Linked DNA regions of Homo sapiens: all the other regions are linked to region 2. A link is a contact called in ENCODE Hi-C or POLR2A ChIA-PET data. All regions are on one chromosome and are shown on one strand. The core of a region is the stretch at or near the end of the contact, and the rest is flanking DNA. Distances in the headings are between cores, read along the strand shown.

What was found. Hi-C counts contacts between places; a loop is a spot of excess contacts on that map. ChIA-PET counts read pairs that join two places held with the same protein, here RNA polymerase II (POLR2A). Pooled maps may share reads with other maps.
Region 1: a pooled map shows a loop between it and region 2 (2.8-fold over the local background). The contact joins two enhancer-like sites. A Hi-C loop is called at or near these places in 1 of 37 single-sample maps with no recorded cell type and 7 of 50 pooled maps. POLR2A ChIA-PET finds 5 or more read pairs at or near these places in 1 of 52 experiments (WTC11).
Region 3: a pooled map shows a loop between it and region 2 (9-fold over the local background). The contact joins two enhancer-like sites. A Hi-C loop is called at or near these places in 4 of 50 pooled maps. POLR2A ChIA-PET finds 5 or more read pairs at or near these places in 2 of 52 experiments (GM12878 and Panc1).

What each region holds. Positions count from the first base shown.
Region 1 is chr12:116,674,163-116,678,292 of GRCh38, reverse strand. All of the region lies in intron 1 of LINC03088 (long intergenic non-protein coding RNA 3088), which reads right to left. Among named protein-coding and RNA genes, the nearest start is that of LINC03088, 15 kb to the right of the region's middle. Within about 2 kb of position 1,319, at least 6 of the 41 ENCODE cell types and tissues checked have a DNase peak (open chromatin) inside an H3K27ac peak, as active enhancers do.
Region 2 is chr12:116,121,607-116,125,630 of GRCh38, reverse strand. All of the region lies in intron 2 of MED13L (mediator complex subunit 13L), which reads left to right. Among named protein-coding and RNA genes, the nearest start is that of MIR620, 25 kb to the left of the region's middle. Within about 2 kb of position 1,935, at least 11 of the 41 ENCODE cell types and tissues checked have a DNase peak (open chromatin) inside an H3K27ac peak, as active enhancers do.
Region 3 is chr12:116,920,237-116,924,358 of GRCh38, reverse strand. The region is part of intron 1 of FBXW8 (F-box and WD repeat domain containing 8); the gene reads right to left. Among named protein-coding and RNA genes, the nearest start is that of FBXW8, 11 kb to the right of the region's middle. Within about 2 kb of position 1,663, at least 2 of the 41 ENCODE cell types and tissues checked have a DNase peak (open chromatin) inside an H3K27ac peak, as active enhancers do.

The DNA.
Region 1 (4,130 bases), core at 70-2,569, 550 kb before region 2:
TATATGTATGGAAAGAAAAAGGAAAGAAAGAAAGAAAGAAAAAGAAAAGTCAAGCCAGTGAATGGATAAACAAAACATGGCATATCCATACAATGGAATAATAGTTGGCAATAAAAAAAGTAGCAATAGCAAAGACATGGAATCAACCCAGGTGCCCATCAATGGTGGGCTGGATAAAGAAAATGTGGTACATAGGCACCATGGAACACTACACAGCCATAAAAGGAAAAAAATCATGTCTTTTACAGCAACATGGATGCAGCTAGAAACCATTCTTCTAAGCAAACTAACACAGAAACAGAAAATCAAATACTGCATGTTCTCACTTGTAAGGGGGAGCTAAGCTTTGGGTACACATAGTCATAAAAACGGGAATGACAGACACTGGGGAATACAAGAGGAGGGAGGATGGGAAGGGAGTAAGGTTGAAAACAACCTACCTATTGGATACTATGCTCACTACTGGGGGTGAGGGATCCATTCATACTTCCAACCTCAGTATCACGTCATATACCTTTGTAACAAACCTGCACGTGTACCCCTGATTCTAAAATAAAAGTCAAAAAGAGAAAAAAATAAAGAAAATGAATAAAGTATATGGTACTGATTCATGCTACAGCGTGGATGAGCCCTGAAAACATTACGCTAAGCGAAAGAAGCCATTGCCAAAGACCACATATTGCATGACTATTTATATGAAATACACAGACTAGGCAAAGGCACAGAGGCAGAAAATGGTTACCAGGGGGTGGAAGAAAGGGGAACTTGGGACTAACTGCTATTGGTATGGGGTTTTTGGGGTTTTTTTTTTTTTGGGAGGGGGGGTTCTTTTAGAGGAGAAAAAGCTGCTCTAAAATTAGATTGTGGTGATGGTTGCACAGCTCTGTGAATACTCCAAAAGCCCTTGAATAGCATGCATTGCATGGTATATGAATTATATCTCAAAATGCTGTTTAAAGAGAAAGATTACACAGTTCTCATGCTTTCGTGATCTTGGCCACATGTAGAGACAGTATCCGTTGGTGTCATCCTTGAACACAAAGGACAGTGATGTAAGTGCTAATAATTATGACCTGTTAAATGCATAAGCAATTGGTAGTCATAGTCAGTTCAGATTTCCAATATTGGATTACTATATCTTTATCGTATCATTTACTACTGTAATATGATATTCTACATCCACAGCCAGCACTATAAACAGTGATGTTAATTTTAGGTCTGTGAGGGCAGGGGAATTTTAAGAGTGCCAGAGCCTCTTCCCATAATCTGCCTAGTTCCGACAAAGGGAAACGCTGGCTACTGTCCCTCTAAGCTGAAGTCAAATGTGAACCCAAAGGACTTTGGCATGCAGCCACCAGTCCATCCTGTTTGCTACCAGTTCGGGGTTTTGTGTGTGTGTGTGTCGTTAAGTTTTCTCCTTGGCTGTCAGTCAAGCCTCTTCTGTGGTTTTTTTTGGTTGTTGTTGTTGTTTTGTTTTTTGGGTTTTTTTTTTTGAGATGGGGTCATGCTCTGTTGTCCAGCTGGTCTCAAACTCCTGACCTCAGGTGATCCGCCTGCCTCAGCCTCCCAAAGTATTGGGATTACAGGCGTGAGCCACTGCATACGGCCAAAATTCCATCAATTTTTTTTTCTTTTGAGTCAAGTCTCGCTCTGTTGCCTCAGCTGTAATGCAGTGGTGCAATCATAACTCACTGCAGCCTTGAACTGGTGGCCTCAAGCAATCCTTCTGTCTCAGCCTCCTGAATAGCTGGGACTATAGGCATGAGCCTTTTTTTTGGGAGGGAAGGGGGTGGATGGGGTCTTGCTCTGTTGCCCAGGCTGGAGTGCAGTGGCACGATCTTGGCTCACTGCAACCTCTGCCTCTTGGGTTCCAGCAATTCTCCTGCCTTAGCCTCCCGAGTAGCTGGTATTACAAGCACACACCACCACGTACAGCTAATTTTTGTATTTTTAATAGAGATGGGGTTTCACCATGTTGACCAGGCTGGTCTTGAACTCCTGACCTCAAGTGATCTGCCTACCTTAGCTTTCCAAAGTGCTGGGATTACAGGCATGAGCCACTGCACCCAGCCCTCTTCTTTATAGTCTTTACCCTGCAACCCCATCCCTCCCAGGGTGGTGCTGGAACCACAGCCATGAGGATGATTTGAAAAATCCCCACTGCCTTGACCGAGTGAAATTGAAGGAGGGCAGTTAGTTGGCAAGAACCAATTTCCACCTCTGGCAACAGCCTCCTTTGCTTTCTCTTAATGGTCTGTTATCCTCTCTCAAAGTTGACACATTTGCCATCCATGGAGAGTACCAAGTGGTGGCTTGGAATGTCCTATGTACAAAGGTGCCTCTCTCCATCACTCTTGCCAGCGTCCCTCCCGAGAGCATGAAGGCCAAGGTCAATGTCATCCCCTTTTCCCCAGAGAACCTTGCCCAGGGCTTCAGGCTCAGCCCGTTTTCCCCAAGTTCACGTATTCATTTTGTTCCCCCGCTTATCTTCTGAACTCTGAGGTCGGCTCTCCTTCCTATTGCTTTTTGCTGGCTTCGTTGTTTCACACCGGACGGTCACTTAGATTCCTGCCTGGATAGGGAAAGATCTTCTGATGAAAGTCCCCTCCACGCTGGGGGCCCTGGAGCAGGACTGGCCTCTCTGCAGGCAGATATTGTCTGATTTCCGGGAGCTCTAAAGAGCTTGACCTGCATATAATTACAAAATGACCTACCAGACAAGGAAATGTTTGTTTACGCTAAATCTCTGCCGCCACCCACCTCCCCCGGCCTGACTCCCCTATCAGGGAGAAAGGTTGAGTACCACCAATTCTCTCACGTCCATTGTGAGTCTTTCCTCCTGGTTTCCGTCTTGCAGGCTTTTCCCCTCCCCTCCCCTCTGGCCTGCAGGAGAGGCAGGGAGTTAGAAGTAGATGGAGTGTGGGCCGGGTGCAGTGGCTCACGCCTGTAATCCCAAGGCCTTGGGAGGCTGAGGCAGGAGGACTGCCTGAAACCAAGGAGTTTGAGATCAGCCTGGGAAACATGGTAAGACCTCATCTCTACAAAAAAAAAAATTAAAAATTTGCTGGGTGCAGTGGGGTGAGCCTGTAGTCCCAGCTACTTGGGAGGCTGAGGCAGGAGGATCGTGTAATCCAAGGAGGTCAAGGCTGCAGTGAACTAGATGGTGCCACTGCACTCCATCCTGGGCAACAGAATCAACAGAATAAGACCCTGCCTCTAAAAGAAACAAAAAAATAATAGATGGAATGAGTGTTCTTGTGGGATGATTGTGAAGTCTGATCATTTTCGCTTAGTCATACTTGCAGCAAATGTTTATTGAGCATATAATAAGAGCCAAGTGCTGTGTAGACTCGGTGTTGCACAGAGAATAAGTCTGACATGGTCCCTGCCTTCATCCAGCTAGTGGTTTAGGGGCCAAATGTCAAGTTACAACCGTGGTACCTGCCTAGGCAGAAGAGTTCAGGGCAGAGTGAAAGCATCTTACTTAGGGAAGACCTGACCTAGCAGTGCTGGTGGGTTAGGGGGAGGCCAGAAAAGGTCTGAGGGACTTTTGCCCTGTAGGGGGGTGGGCGGGGGCTTTTTCTCATTAAAAAAAATTACATTTTGCAACTTTGTTGGTATAAATCCAGGTTGGATTCATCATAATATAGTCACTGTCTCCCTCTTCTGATTTTAAAAGAAATTAAGCCTTTTTTTCTGGGCCCCTAAAGGTATCATAGACCCTGGACACTATGCAGTTGTGCCTCTGGGAAAAGGTCGCCTCAAGGAAAAGACAACGGAATTAATATCTGAAGAATAAACAAGAGTTAATTCAGTGAATAAGGGGTGGGGTCGGTGGGGTGTGGGCACCATAAACAGCATATACAAAGGCCCTGTGGTGGAGGAAATGAGCAATTGACAAGCTTCAGATGTAGCTCAGGAAGCATGTGTGGATAAGGTGAGGACACAGAGAAAGCCGGGCCATATGCAGCCTTTCCCCAGAGCAGTGGGAAGTCACTGATACATCTCAAGGCAGGAAGTTGAATGACTTTGGAAGGCATCAATAGGAAAAGCTGGCCAGAAAACCAGAAGGCCCCCCAATTCTCCCTATTAAATCTAATCAACAGAATGAGAACCTATCTGGAACAGAA
Region 2 (4,024 bases), core at 686-3,185:
TTGTATAGATGTTATCTTCTGTAATAAGACTCATTGTTTGATTTCAGATGATGAAAATTTTAAGCTTGTGTAATTCTAAAATTGTGTGGGACACATAAAAACTTCTCTTCAAAATACACTGTGTTTAAGTGCACATTAGTGTTCAGTGGTCCATTTATAGACATATCAGAGTTAGGCTACACATTTTCTAGTTTCTAACCTGCTGTGGTAGCACAGGTCAGAAAACTCTAAAATCCTACTATTTAAAATTATTAAAGCATTTTGCTGTTTTACAAAAATTTGTTTGTTGTATGTACATAACCGTTTGCATTGATTGATTGATTGATTGAGATGGGATCACACTGTAGTGCCCAGGCTGGCCTTGAATTTCCGGGCTCATGTGTCCTCCCACCTCAGCAGCCTGAATAGCTGGGATTATGGGCTCCTGCCACATTGCCTGGCTACATAATTATTTTTTGAAAAGCTATTACAGGTTTCAAAGTTTTGTGAACCAGACTTAACTTTTTTTTATTATTGGTTAGTTTTCTTTTCTGTCTTAACAAATTTTCACATGTGCAAATTGTTTTATTTTGTAGCACATTCTTAGTGTAAAAATCAATAGTGTTGTAGAAAGCTTAAAAAAGAGACTTTTTAATTGCTTAATTGTACAGACTGCTAACTTTGAAAAAGTATTTTCCAATATTTTGGTTTAACTATGATCTTTCAATTTATGACAAATATTTTTTTCCTGTCAACTACCAAATTCTCTATAAACTACAACCCAGCAACACACATGTGTAAACCAACAGAAGATTGCATTTGTGTGTATGGAAAGGTGGTTCACTTTTTAAAATTCCTTAAGAAAACTGACTTTATATGTTGTCAGTATAATGTGGCTTATGACTTTTTTCTAATTTAAATTAGGGCCTTTATATTTACAGTTAAAACCTTCACCAGGTGCAGGGATTGATGGGCGTTAAGTGAAATGATAGACTGATCTAATTATTCTACATTCTTGTTTTTAACCAAAGTTACATTTTATAAACTGTGGTATAGTAGAAAGCAGTTTTTTTTCTGTCTTGGAGTAGCATTTTATATTAAGGAAAACAAATTATTATCTAGTAAAAGTAGATAACAAAGTGAAGAGAACAAATTATTTTGTTGTAAGATAATGGAAAAAAGGATACTACTGTTGAATTTTCTAGTCCTATAGTGAAAGAAGTGGAAAGAAGGTAGACCAATAGTCATTACTGTTTCAGTGACAAAAATAATTTTGTAATTTCTGCCTCCAAAAAATTGGATTTATAGAATGAATTTCTGTAAGAGTCTTTCTGCAATATTTGCCATAGACTGTCAAGCTGAAATAAAAGCCAAGGTACCCATCAGGTCTCAAGGAGATGGCACTGAGTTTGGTCTAAAGAAACCTTTGTGCACCAAGTCTTCACAGTAGTCAGTCAGTCTCTGTCTCTCTCTGTCTCTCTCTGTCTCTCTCTGTCTCTGTCTCTCTCTCTCTCTCTCTCTCTCTCTCGTCTTTCTCTCTCTCTCTGCAGATGTTATTTTTGCTACATTTGCTATTTTAACCTGTCAGTTAAAAAATAATTACTATGTCAGTATGGCTGGCAGCTCATATAGGAAAAATATGCTGTCTCTTAATCAAAGGTGATTACAGTTTTCCCCTGTCTATAAATGTGCTTGTTGTGTAACGAGAATGCATTAGTCTCAGCCTGATGTACGAAATGAAAGGCAGTAAGAAGCAGCACCATTGTTATCACTCCAGGCGTGTCTAATGAATCGTGTTTCCATGTTCTCTCGGTCACGCCGTAGAGTGCCCTCAGCCAGGGCTAAGCCTCCTGTAAAATGCTCTTTAAGATTATTGTAGCAAGAACAGAAATGCTGCATGGCTGGGGGTGGGGAGAGAATGCCAACGAGACAGCTGCATTTCAAACAGTTACAGCTGCAAGGATTACTCATAGTAATAGCAGTGACAGACAACTGTTTGAGCTTTAGTGTAAAAGGCAATTTGGGGACTTGCCCTGTCAGAATTTTAGTAGCAAGCTTCTGTGTGCACGTGTGTGTGCATGTGCGTGTGTTTTTTATTCAAATTAGTTTGTGTCTGAAGAGTGGAAGGAAATATTTTAAATTTTTACTTCTCAATTGTGCTAATGTTGAAATCAGTAGTTGACTCATCTTTATTAAAATCATTGTCCTAGAGGAAGTTTATAAAATGTTTATTTGTAGCAATGATGAATTTAAATGTATATGTTCTAACTGAATCACATGTCTGCTTTTCCGTCTCAAAATTTATCTTGTGATGATTCCTGTTTTAAAAATATTGGTTTTCCTTGTAATTTCTGAACATACAGCCTTGTTTAATATAGGATCCTTATTTTAAAAATTTATTTCAAATATGATGTAAGCTTATAAAAGTAATGCCTGTCATGAAATCTGGAAAATACTCAAAGAGGTAAAGGAGAAAACAATCATTATTCTAGCAGAGATAACTGTTAATTTTAATCCTTCTGGACCCTTGTTTATGCATTCTAGAGCATATTAAGAGCATGTTAATCATTTTAAAGGTTAAAAATGGTAATCATTTTAAAAAATATTTGGAAGAAGTAGCAAATGGGGACAAATTTGGTTTTGAGAAGTCAATAACAGCCATTGTGCAAGATTTCTTTTTCAGTGTGCAGCTATTAAAGTAACATTGCAGCCTGTTTTCTGTAGCAGTTGTCTTTTGAAGGCCTTGTACAGTTTATCTCGAAATTTAGTTTTATGGTTTCCTTCAATTTAAAGTTTGCTGGCTTTACAGGGAGTCTTGTGATCCATTGAAATGCTAACTTGGGTCGTGTCTCAACTGCTACAATGCTGTGTAGAAACTGTCATTAAAATTCTGGTTATCCTGCAACTGGCAGAGAACCCATGCTGATTCCTTAGGAAGATAGTACACTGTTAAAATTTTGAATCGCAATTGTGCTTCTGTCTGCCAAATATTATCAATATTTGTAATCACTTAAGGTTGCAAATAGTTTGAAATAAATGGAACGTTTTAGTATGTATCTTCTATCCATGATTCTTATTTGTTTGATGAATTGACATCGGGAAGGTTACAATCCATTTCCAACATAGATTTGTTAAGTGATACTGAATATTTTACACTCATGAGCAATTCAAGAAATCAGAGCTCTAAATAGGTTGAAGTTGATATAAGTAATAAGTCCATTTAGTTATTAATGACTTCAAATATAGATTCTACCAGGCAACTGATGGCAGCATAAATTGATCAGTCAGTGGTGGTGTAGTGTTGTAAGTCATTGGATTTTTTTATGTGTGAAGTGCTATATTTCATAATTAATGTAGCATTGTGCTCCTTTGTTACTGAGTTTCTTTGGTAAGTCAGTTTTTAAGAAAGCAGATACTTCAAAATCGTTTATTTATCTTGGTATCCTTCATTTGCTGCAGTTAGATTAAGTGGATACATGTTTCCTTGTTGTAATATCTGATTAGTGTAGTTTTTGGAAGTAGATTTAATAATTCAGAAGATTTTTTTTTTTAAACACTACGATGCGTTTTATATGTTTGAGGTAGAAATTGAAAACAAAGGCAGTGGGCAAATGATAAACCTTGGATTCAGAGCTATGCTATCTTTAGCCGTTAGTTACTGAAATCTAACTGGGAAACAATGTACTTGTTTCCTGTGCCTTCCTTTACTTGTGTTTCTGGAGTTTCGAGTGAAATTTGATTTTCAACAATTTTAACGGCTGAATAAGAAGTGCCATCCCTGAAAGTGCCCTTCCCCCACCTCCAATATTTGCAGTGGCCAATGCCGTTGCTGAACTCAATGTTCTGGATAATAGGTTTCATTAGTTTTGATGCCTGAGGTAAAAAAGCAGTAGGTGGGAGTAAGAAGTGTTTTTGATGTCTAGACGTTCATTTCAGCTGTTGCTGCAATATGATACATTAAAAGGAAATATGTATCATAGCTCAGAGGAAATATGTATTCTTTGAAAGTAATTCTACTTTTAAACTGTGTAAGGCTGGGTGACCT
Region 3 (4,122 bases), core at 414-2,913, 800 kb before region 2:
TGTATACATATATGACACCGTGCCCCATAAATATGTACAATTATAATGTGTCCATTAAAAATAAATAAATAAAGATGCTATCAGTGTTCCACCTAGACTACTGCGAAGCACATAGCCATCCAAAAAGTTATGGGCCACGTTAACCCAACTCTACACTGACTTAAAAACATGAAAATGGACAACACTGACTTAAAAACATGAAAATGGACAACCTGTCATTTCAGAAACAAAGATATTCCAAGAAGAAGGAAAAGGAATTAAAGACATTAGAAATATTAAAATAGAGAAATCTGGTCAAACTATAAAAATATCAACATGGCTACAATATTTAGAGAAAGTAATTTTGGGCCGGGTGCAGTGGCTCACGCCTGTAATCCCAGCACTTTGGGAGGCCGAGGCAGGCGGATCACGAGGTCAGGAGATGGAGATCATCCTGGCTAACATGGTGAAACCCCGTCTCTAATAAAAAAATTAGCCGGGCCTGGTGGCAGGCGCCTGTAGTCCCAGTTACTCAGGAGGCTTAAGTAGAAGAACGGCGTGAACTTGGGAGGCGGAGCTTGCAGTGAGCCGAGATCGCGCCACTGCACTCCAGCCCGGGCGACAGAGCAAGACTCCGTCTCAAAATAAATAAATAAATAAATTAATTAATTAATTAAAAATACAAAAAATTAGCCGGGTGTGGTGGCAGGCGCCTGTAGTCCCAGCTACTCGAGAGGCTGAGCCAGGAGAATGGCGTGAACCCGGCAGGCAGAGCTTACAGTGAGCCGAGATCGCGCCACTGCACTCCAGCCTGGGTGACAGAGCGAGCGAGACTCTGTCTCAAAACAAAAAAAAAAAGAAAATAATTTTGCAGTAGTTGAATAGCTCTCAGCAATGTGAGACTGGCCAAATTTATTCTATAGGAAACCAATAAATTCAAAATATTAGTATTCCTTCAATGTTAAGGAAAAGTATCTGTTTGATAACATACAACCTTGCTTTTAATTCTTTGACAATGTCTCAGATATCGATTCTCTACCACTATTGGGGACTTTCGTCCTGTATTACACATTAAAATCACCTGTGGAATTTAAAAAAAAAAATGCCAAGGGCCCTACCAAGACCTACTGCCCTGAATTTCCAGGGTTAGGGCTCAAGCACCTCCTTTTCTTTTGAGACAGAGTCTCGCTCTGTCGCCCAGTCTGGAGTGCAGTGGCACGATCCTGGCTCAATGAAACCTCTGCCTCCCAGGTTCAAGCGATTCTCATGCCTCAGCCTCCCAAGTAGCTGAGATTACAGGCACACATCACCACATCTAGCTAATTTTTGTATTTTTTAGTAGAGACAGGGTTTTGTCATGTTGGCCAGGCTAGTCTCGAACTCTCGGCCTCCACCTGCCTTGGCCTCTCAGAGTGCTGGGATTACAGGCATGAGCCACTGCACCCGGCCTCAAGCACCTCTTTCTCAGGCGATCCTCATGCACACTAAAAGTTGAGAACACAACCATACATCATAGGCAGATATAAAAATCTATCCATCCCCTTTTTCCTAGTCAAGGGAAAAAAAACACACACACACACACTCAAAGGGGTCATATTACTTATTTAATTTAAAGTCAGTGAATACTAGATTTTCCCAAAGTCTACTGGACTTACTCCAAAAACACTGAGAGAAATTGCAAAGAGATCCATCCCCAGGGAGGCTGATTTGTATTCCTATGTGCTAATGTAAGACTAATTCTGTAAATGGATTGGTTTTGTGCCTTACTGTTAGAAATTTAATCTGTCTTCTCTTGTTTAATAGAAGAACAGATAATTACTAAGAGCCAAAGCAGTAAAAAGTGAAGAAACTGACTTAAGGTTTTTGTTCCCAATGTACATCTCCAGGGCAAAGAGGACATGAAAGATCTCTCTGGGTGGTGGTTTAAGAAACTGAGAAAAGCACCTTGAGTTCAAAGAAGAGATTTGCAATAACATTTTTACTAAATCTATGACTGAAACTAGTTTCTTTAGGCGTTTATCTCAACTTTCCATGTACTGCAAAAGCTGAGTGGAGTAGACCCACACAATCTCAATCAGAAGAAATAGATGAGTTTCAGTTTCACCTGTGTCTTCTTTGAGAAGAAAAAAACTGGTTGGCTGGGGGAAAAAGGTCTGAAAGGCAGTCGAGATAAATAAGCATCCATTTATAATCCACAATTTGTCTCGAAATATATATTCTTATATACAAAAAGAAAAAAAGTCAGAAATAGGCCAGGCACAGTGGCTCATATCTGTAATCCCAACACTTTGGGTGATTGAGATAGACAGATCATTAGGGGCCAGGAGTTCAAGACCAGCCCAGGTAACATAGTGAGACACTGTCTCTAGACAAAATAAAAATAAATGAGCCAGGTGTGGTGGCATGCACCTGTAGTTCCAGCTACTTAGGAGGCTGAGGTGGGAGGATAGCTTGAGTATGGGAGGTCAAGGCTACAGAGCCATGATCACACCACTGCACTCCAGCCTAGGCAAAAGCGAGAGAGAGCCTGTCTAAAAAAAAAAAAAAAAAAAAAAAAGTCAGAAATACACCAAAATGTTAACAATGGTAGCCTCTAAGCAATTATATTACTAAAGACTTTTATTTTCTTCTATTCTTCTGAATTTCCTAAATATTTCTACAGTGAGCACATGATATTTTCACAGACACAGAAAAGCAACACATTTTTAAAGTAAGGTAACTTATGTTCAAAATACTATCTAAATTCAGGGCCACACCAGGTGCTAGGGGGAGGGAGGTGCTGTTAGCAAGTATATAAGAAATGGTCTACACTCAAAGAGCTAAAATCTTTTATAGAGGTAAGTCATTGTCACGTAAAATGAAATACAGGAGACTACAACAGGCAATATAGATCGTCCCCTAAGGTACTCCAAAGTTCATTAGTAAGCCAGCCATATAGAAGCTGGAAAACATTTCTCCAAACAAACAATGCTACAAAGAGCGGCTAAGCTCCCAAGCAGTCCACAAAAAAACAATTCGTCTCTTAACATTTAACCTAATCCCCATGCCTAGCTATGAGGAAGAGCAAAAGGTATTCAATAAATGTTTGTTGATCACATGTGCGGGTGATATAAGTGAACTATAATACTATAGAATCTAACCAGCTCAGTGCATTGCACACAGTAGATGCACAATAAATGTCCATGGAATTTGATTTATCCTTTTTTTACGAGAATAGGCTTTCCAGCTTCAAGACATATTCTCACTCTCCTGGGGACTCTGGCAAGGAAAGAAGGTAGAAGATGCCAATCTAAAGAAATGCAAGTGCTGGGGGAAATCCCAGGAGGCTGGGTGTGGTGGTGAAGGAGGGTGGTGTGAAGCAAAATGGGCTGGGCCTCTGCTTTGAGCCCCCTTTTAGTCTAAACTGGGATCTGAGCTTTAGGACATGGCGAGGAGAGAAGACAGGAAGAGGAGAAGCTTCAGGTCCCAGAGGGGTACCACAGTGGGTGTGGTTTTTGAAACCACAGTGGGTTTGTGAAAAGAGTAAAGATGTTCACATTAAGGGTCCCAAACACTGCAGGCACATTCCCACCATCAGGATTGGCTATAGAATTTGGGGGGCCTGTTGGTCACAAATGATTAAGATCATTACAAATGATCAAGGCAACAGAGCATTAAACTAAGTGCGGGTCCTGGTCACCACAGAACCTTTGCACTTGCCCGTCTTGGCCTAGAATCCCCTCCCCCAGATCTCTGTATGTTCACTCCTCACCTCCTTTAGGTTCTCCATGAAATGTGACCTTCCCAGAAAGACCCTGTTGGACAGCACTATTTAAAATTACAGCCCCTCCCCTGGCAGATACACTCTATCCTGTCTGCTTATTTCTTCTCCAGAACATTTATTTATTACCTGACAATTATTTGTCCATTGTCTAACTCCCTCTTCCCCAGAATGTAAGTTACACAAGGGCACAGGCTTTTTTCTGCCTTGTTCAATGCTATATTCTCAGTGCCTGGAACAGTGGCTGGTACCAAGAAGACACTTAATAAATATTTGTGGGATATGAATGAAACCCAAGCTGCTTCAAGCAGCAGACCGTTCCAACAAAGACCGCATGTAAGTCACAAGTTGTTCTAGTATACACAGGCATCATTTCAAAAGGT